2 separate regions of the Homo sapiens genome follow, and region 2 is linked to region 1. Evidence: chromatin contacts called from ENCODE POLR2A ChIA-PET data. All regions are on one chromosome and are shown on one strand. Each heading gives the region's core, a stretch centred on a gene start or an enhancer-like site at or near the end of the contact. The rest is flanking DNA. Distances are from core to core; before and after follow the strand shown. Region 1 overlaps ERC1 (ELKS/RAB6-interacting/CAST family member 1). Region 2 overlaps GPRC5A (G protein-coupled receptor class C group 5 member A).

What was found. ChIA-PET counts read pairs that join two places held with the same protein, here RNA polymerase II (POLR2A).
Region 2: POLR2A ChIA-PET joins it to region 1 with 23 read pairs in PC-9. The contact joins two enhancer-like sites. POLR2A ChIA-PET finds 5 or more read pairs at or near these places in 2 of 52 experiments (PC-9 and T-cell).

The regions. Positions count from the first base shown.
Region 1 is chr12:1,046,551-1,050,453 of GRCh38, forward strand. The region is part of intron 2 of ERC1 (ELKS/RAB6-interacting/CAST family member 1); the gene reads left to right. Among named protein-coding and RNA genes, the nearest start is that of ERC1, 57 kb to the left of the region's middle. Within about 2 kb of position 1,906, at least 2 of the 41 ENCODE cell types and tissues checked have a DNase peak (open chromatin) inside an H3K27ac peak, as active enhancers do.
Region 2 is chr12:12,899,127-12,903,029 of GRCh38, forward strand. The region is part of intron 1 of GPRC5A (G protein-coupled receptor class C group 5 member A); the gene reads left to right. Among named protein-coding and RNA genes, the nearest start is that of GPRC5A, 9.5 kb to the left of the region's middle. Within about 2 kb of position 2,050, at least 18 of the 41 ENCODE cell types and tissues checked have a DNase peak (open chromatin) inside an H3K27ac peak, as active enhancers do.

The DNA of each region.
Region 1 (3,903 bases), core at 656-3,155:
TGTGATAGAGTCTATATGACTTACTAGACCTGAAATACAGTGTCTACTCTCTGGCCTTTTACAAAGTTTTTCAATACTTTGTTTGGATAACAGAGTAAATAATAATAGCTAACACTTGTGTAGTGTTTACTAAGAAACAGGCCCTGTTTTATGTGCTCTATGTTATTAACCATCATAACAATTTTATGAGGTAGGTACTGTTTATTGAAGTGGAAACTGAGGCTGAGAGTAAGTTGCCCAAGGTCACATGGCTGTTAGGTGGCAGAGGCAGCCTTCTGCCTAGATGGTGCCACTCCACGGTACATGCTTCATCACTGCACTTGGCTAGCAGAGAAGGAAATCAGAGACTTCAGGATGTGACGCACCCTTCACATTTGCCGTAGTTGTTTTAGGAAAAGAGGAAAGTAGCCTTATTCTATAGTTGCCTGAAGTGTTATCACTGAGTAGTTGAATGAAGAATTCAGCATTAATTACTTCATGATGCATGAACATTTGGTGTATTTTTATGTGACCCAGTGGATTTTCCCCAGAGGTCTGTTGATTGAAATGTCCTACTTATTGATGTCCTACTTATTGAACTTTTGAACAAATAAATCTGTTATTTCTGAACTATTGAGTTCATTTTTGGTATAATTAGAATAATAAATTACACTATTAACTTGGTGGAGGGTAACTGTTTCTCTATCATAAATATTTATCGTGTTGTTCTTAAGGAGCATAAGGCATAAGCCCCCCGTCATTGATTTAATTTAAAAATAAAACATTTATTGACACATACAGAAATATTTTAATTAAAAATTGTTAAATGGCTTTTTTAATGTCTATATATATTCTACCCCCCACCCCCCAAAAAAAGCCATTGTATGCCAAAGCCCGAAAGAAGAATTACATTACCAGTAGTTGGATTTTTGGCTGAATCTATTCAAGGGGAAATCACTATTTTCGTTTTAGAGATGGCTTTGGGTGGAGGAGGTAAGGTTTCAAGAACTGGTTGAATGAAAGAATATTGACAAGTAAGTGAATAAACTAGAATTAGTGTGACCACTTCTGATTTCTCAAATAATGTGTTTACAAACAGTGTTCCTACATTGTAATGGCAGTATAAAATGCTGATTTAAATAAATAGAAGTTTAGTGGCTACACTTTTTCTTAGTTAAACCTCACTATATTCTGGATTTAAAAATGACAGTAACTAATGTTAGTTTTGTGCTCCTCTGAAGGTTAGAAACCTGTTATATGTGTCTAAAACGGGTTTTAATGGGTTTAAGACCACAGAGAAGATAGGACTGACACTTTAGTAAGATTCTTTTTTTCAATCTATTTAATTGTTCTATGATTTTACCTTATTCAAGGTGATGGAGGGTGAATTAGGGTGGGTAAAGGGTAGGGGGAATTGAGACAGTGGTTAAGGTTGATTTTTGACTTGTAGTTCGCTTTCATCTTTAAATTGTGGAAGTCGCCTTCCTTTGTTCATTTTGAAGTTTTGGGCAAAATGTTCTCAGGCTAGATGCAGGTAATGCAGGTAACAGCGGCCAGCACTTCCCATACTAGAGGGCGTTGACTTTCTCAAAGTGTTGACTCGTTTGTGATGTTTTTGCATTTGTTTGGTTTCTGTTTGCTGCTATGTTGTTGCTCTTCCCAGTATGGGATAGGGTTATGGTATTAGTAGAATTACAGTGTTAGTGGTTTTTCTTCCTCTTCCCATTCCATCCATAACCTTGACACTCATAATTTTGAAACCTATCGTTCATTACAAGGGTTAAAATCTAAAATGTGACTGTGCAGGTTGAGATGGCATGTTACAGCTCCTGCCACCTCTTTTTCTTGTGACAGATGGCTTCCCCTCCTGGTTGTAATCCACTGCTGATTTTTTTCAAAGAGCGAATACCATGTGTTCCCCATTTTGGCTCTGGTTGTGTTCTGCCCACTCATTGGCTTCAGAGGATCTTGAAACAGGAGGTACTTGCTGCTGGCATTTATGGCAGGAAGTGGATACAATTGCGATACTTTGTGCCAAGTGTTCATTTATTAGAAAAATTGTGCTTCCTAAAATTAAACATTATTTCTCTGTCACATCAAGAGTAAAGCTAAATTTTATTACTTTTTAGAATATGCTTTTCCCTTAATGTTGTATTATAAAAATTTTTTGGTGGCAAATTTATTACAAAATAGATTTTTAAATCTGAATTTCACATACTCAAAGATTTATAGTCTGTGCAAGACATTGAATGAGTAGCTCTAATTGCACTAGTATAATATAATTACGAAAGGGATCTGTATCACAGAGACTTCTGATCACAGAAACAGTTGGAATTGTTTGTGATGTGTGGTATTGAACTTGTGATTGCATATGCTTTGTGGTACCTATAGACAGTAGTGTTTGTCTATTTTAACTCTCTTGCTTCGGATCTCCCCTTGAGTAGATTCAGCTAAATAAGTTATAAATTTCACCATCTTAGGCCTTCTTGAAAATTATAAGTATCTGAGACAGCTTAATTTCATAAAGCTACTGTGCATATTTGGAAGTATGGTGTTTGGTTTTTTAAAAAAACCTGGCAGGCCAGAGTAAGCAAATTGTTTTTTTATGTTTTTGTCAAGAAACACCCCAAGATAAATGTAAACAAATATTTGCGCATTACCGTCATTGATACTGGAATTTGACATTTCTGTCCTCAGAAGTCACTGTTCTGTCAGAGTCTGCTGTACTTGCCTGAGTGAATAGTGCAGGATTGGCAAAAACGTTGCCTGCTCATGGCAGATCATCTCTAAATCTCTCTTGACAACATCTCTAGCTGAACCCAGATCAGTGATTCTCAACCTTGGCTGCATATTGGTATCACTGAGAAACTTAAAAAACAAACAAACCAAAACCTGATGCCTGAGTCTCACCCAAACCCTCAGATAATTTGATTTGATTGGGCTTGGGGGTGGTCTTGCTGTGGAGATTTAAAAAATCTCCCCAGGTCATTCTAATGTGAAGTCAAGGTTGGTTGAGAACCACTGGCTACTACAAATGGATAAGAGTTGGTAGTGTGAACTGAAATGTATTTGCCATCCTCAGTCTAGTGAGGGGATTTTCTAACCATGCCACAATATATAAACAATTTGCAGTTTGAATGGATAGAGGTTGGTTATCATTGGAATTTGAAAGGACAAATGACAAGTAACATCGGATGATTTACCAGTGTTTTGTGATCTTTTTTTTTTTTTTTTTTTTTTAAGATGGAGTCTCACTCTTGTTGCCCAGGCTGGAGTGCAATGGTACGATCTCAGCTCACTGCAACCTCCACCTCCCGGGTTCAAGCGATTCTCCTGTCTCAGCCTCCTGATTTACAGGCATGTGCCACCATGCCCGGCTAATTTTGTATTTTTAGTAGAGACAGGGTTTTACCATGTTGGCCAGGCTGGTCTCAAACTCCTGACCTCAGGTGATCCGCCCGCCTCGGCCTCCCAAAGTGCTGGGATTACAGGCGTGAGCCACTGCGCCCGGCCAATGACATTTTAAAAGAATTGCCTTCAGAGGGTAGCTGGAAAAGCAAATGGATGTGGGACAAGAGGTTGTTCCACAACCTCCTGGGGTGGGGATACCCGTTCTGTGATGGCATTAAGGAGAACGAGAGGGCTGAGAAGAGAGCAAAATGATCAGCCCTGGATTTTGGGACTTGGCCAAAAAAGAAAGGATGGAACAGGACGTCAGGATAAGATCTAAGACTTGAAGCAGAAACTGTACTTCTTCCTGACCCAGGAGGTGTGAGACAGGGAAGTGGTGGTAGCAAACAGGATAGAATGAGAGGTTCCCTTTTACACCCAAACTTGTTCTTTGCTTAGTGGCAGAAGGCTCAATTTTTCTTTATTAGAGCATTTTCTTTATTACAGCACTATGAGCTTTACTATATGTGAATC
Region 2 (3,903 bases), core at 800-3,299, about 12 Mb after region 1:
CAAGCAATCCTCTTGCTTCACCCTCCGAGTAGGGGGATCACAGGTGTGATCCTGGCTAAATTAGCACCCGGCTAATTTTTAATTTCTTTTTGTACAGCGGGGGTCTCACTATGCTGCCCAGGTTGGTCTCAAACTCCTGGGCTCGAGTGGTCCTCCCATCTCTCGGCCTCTCAAAGTACTGGGATTACAGGCGTAAGCTACTGCCCCCGGCCAGGGTTGCTTGTTTTGGAGACTTCTCAGCAAGCCAATGCTTGAATATATGGTGGTTTAAATGGAGAGAGGTTGGGGTCAGGGAGAAAAGCTCTAGAGATGATGACAGTGATTTAGAGGTGAAAAGGAGGATTGAATTATGATTATGACTACTTATAAAGAGCTATTCTTTCTGACCATGTGACACTGGACATGTACCTTCCTCACTCTGTTAGGTTTCTCACCTATAAAATGGGCTGTAGGAATGTTAAATGAGGTAATGGATGTAAAAGCATGTAAATGAGAGAATATGTGTAAAAATACATAACTACTCAGCATAGTGCCTGACTCATAATAGGACTCAGGAGGTGACAGTAGCTGTCATTATTCTTACTCATAATTACATCATGACTGTTATTACTACTGACTGAATGTAGCAATTCGAGAATAGAGAAAAAATGAAAATGCTAGAAAGTCACACATTTTCAGGGCTGGGCTGGCGCGAAGACACATTTTGACAGAATGAGAGAAATCTCATAGGAAGGAAGACAAAGTCAGTTTGTCTTTGCAAGGTTCTGGGCCCCAGATGATTCATTCTCAGATGCTCTGGGAAGGACTGCGTAGAATAAGCATGGGCAAACTTCCAGGCCTAGTCACAAGCAACTCTACACACTTTCCCCATCTCTCTGGTTGCGAAGAGGAGTCTCAGGTTAGAAACCCAAAGCGGGAGACTCATCACATGTTCACGTTTTTCCCTGCACAGTGGTCAGTGCTGTGTGTCAGTCAAGGCCATGTCTAGGGTCAGCGCTGCTCCAGGAGCCTCTGGCTTTGTCCTTCAGGTGGGCAGTCCCTTGCTGTGTCTCTTCTTCAGACCCTTCAACCTTACCTCTAGCCCTGGCTTTTAGTTTGGGTAGGAGTTTGTGGCACATACTCTTTTAATGACAGGAGATGGGGCAAGAATGAGGATGAGGGGGAGAAAGAAAGACATCTGGAAGTTTTGTACATGAAGCTCCCCAGGTGGGTGAACGGTGGAGCTGAACATGAGTTCAGACCACGTAGTTCAGCAGCGTGTCCTGCATTTTATAGATGAGAGGAGGCTTTGAGAGGTCAAGTGACTTACTTGTTCACACAGCCTGGCAGCTGAAACCCCTTCTCCCTAAAGGGGAGGAGGAACAGAGGGCTTGGAGTTGACCCAAGAAATGACTTCGCCCTCCTCTTCCTTTCCTCCCTCTTCCTCTTGTTCTTATTCTTCCCTTCCCTCTCCCTCTTCCCCACTGGTTTTTCTAAACCTTTCTTTTGGGGCCGGGCACAGTGGCTCACGCCTGTAATCCCAGCACTTTGGGAGGCCGAGGCGGGCCTGAGGTCGGGAGGTCGAGACCAGCCTGACCAACATGGAGAAACCCCATCTCTACTAAAAATACAAAATTAGCCGGGTGTGGTGGCACATGCCTGTAATCCCAGCCACTCGGGAGGCTGAGGCAGGAGAATCACTTGAACCTGGGAGATGGTGGTTGCAGTGAGCTGAGATCATGCCATTGCACTCCAGCCTGGGCAACAAGAGTAAAAACTCCGTCTCAAAAAAAAAAAAAAAAAAAAAACAAAAAAAAAACAACCCAGAAAAACCCAAAAAACAAACAAACAAAAGAACCAAAAACCCCTTTCTTTCATGCCTAGATTCATTCCAAAAAGGTTTAAGACAGCAACAAGTGATTCCAGGATCTCAGCTGTGGGCATCCTTGTGTTACTGGATGGCTGTGTGTTAATTGTTAGCAGCTGGAATAAGTGAAGAGGGTCTCGTCCTCATACTCAAAGTCCTTTGCTCATGCCCAAGGCCAGAGGCTACTCATGCTGAAACATTACCATCTCCCTCCAAAGTGCAGGGTTTAGTCACTGAGTACTGGGTGGAGCACATGACTGGATCCCAGTTAATCCCTCCCAGCTTACCAGTAAAACCTCAGGATTCATGCTTTCCTGGGAGCCACCTGCGGCCACTAAGATAGGAGCGGGGTTCAGACATGGCCAGGCGCTCCTAATCTCAGACCCAAAGTGCAATTTTTGGCAGCCTGCATGAGAAGGAGGGTGGGAGGAAAGGTGGCTAGAACCAAGGGTAGCAGCCTGGGGGCTTGAGAGGAAACCAGGCACAGCCCATCCTACCCTGTCTCACGAGCAGCCCGTCCTCCTCCTGACTCCCCTTACCCCACACACCGAGCGCCATTCTCTTGCTGCCTCATCTATTCTGGTTAGGTACTTACTGAGCATCAGGTGCTAGGCAAGTGGCTGGGGAGAGACAACGTTTAATGACTCAGTCTCCGCCTGCACAGAGCCTTTGAGTCTAGAGGGAGACACAGACTTACTGACAGGCTGGGTTGTGTAATAAGTGCTACGGGAGGAAAAGCTGAGAGTGTCTGAGAATTTATGAGATGTGTGTCTCATCAGACTTGGGCATCAAAAAAAAAAAAAAAAAAAAACCATCCTGGAGGAAAGGACCTCTACGTCAAGTGAAGGGTGGGGTCCATTTGGTTTTTATAGGAGCAAGTTCTTTGTTGGCTGGACTCTAGATCTCCCGTCCTTTGACTTTGGTTACAAATAATATCCAAACCACCGCTAGTCTCATTCTCTTTTCTCTTTCCTGCTCTAGCCCTTTGCTCCTCTCCCAGGCTGTTTCTCTAGCTCCAGACAGTTCATATTCCTAAATGCTGATCACTTCTCTTTTCCCTCTCAAATGCTGCTTTCTAGAAATCATTTTCAGTTTTTCAGAACCCTGTCCATCTCTTCCAATCCCCTGGTGTCTTTCCCTTACCTGGGTCATTCTCTGGGCAACATGGCACCCTTTCAGTGCAGACTTGTTTATTAATAACTCCAGTGAGTTTTATTTTCCTCTTACTAAATTCAAAGTACTCAGAACATTTTAGACTTGTTGAGCAATCCCTATCAGCTTAGGGATGGGGTGGGGGAGGCTAACAGAGGTGAATTAAGAATGATAATTCCAAACTAATTAGTCATCCAGATTAAAAAAAATAGACTAAGATGGTTTTTTTTTTTTAAAGACATTTGTGAGAGAATTGGGAAATATGAATCCTAACTAGATAGTTGATAATAAAGGATTCTTGTTAGTTATTAAAGTGTGGTTAAGAAGGAGTTTTTATCTTTTAGAGAGACGTTCTAGACTGGACATGGGGGCTCACACCTGTAATCCCAGCACTTTGGGAGGCCGAGAGGGGGAGGATCCTTTGAAGCCAGGAGTTCAAGACCAGCCTGGGGAACATAGCAAGACTCCATCTCTAAAAAAATAAAGATTAAAAAAATTAGCCAGGTGTGGTGGCATGCGCTTGTAGTTTCAGCTTCTTGTGGGTGCTGAGGTGGGAAGATACCTTGAGCCCAGGAAGTCAAGGCTCCAGTGAGCCACAGTCACACCACTGCACTCCACCCTGGGTGACAGAGTGAGAATCTATCTCAAAAAGAAAAAAAAGGGCTGGGCACGGTGGCTCACGCCTGTAATCCCAGCACTTTGGGATGCTGAGGTGGGTGGATCAGCTGAGGTCGGGTATTTGAGACCAGCCTGATCAACATGGAGAAACCCTGTCTCTACTAAAAATACAAAATTAGCCGGGCATGGTGGCGCATGCCTGTAATCCCAGCTACTCGGGAGGCTGAGGTAGGAGAACCGCTTGAACCTGGGAGGTGGAGGTTGCCGGGCGCCGATATCGCGCCATT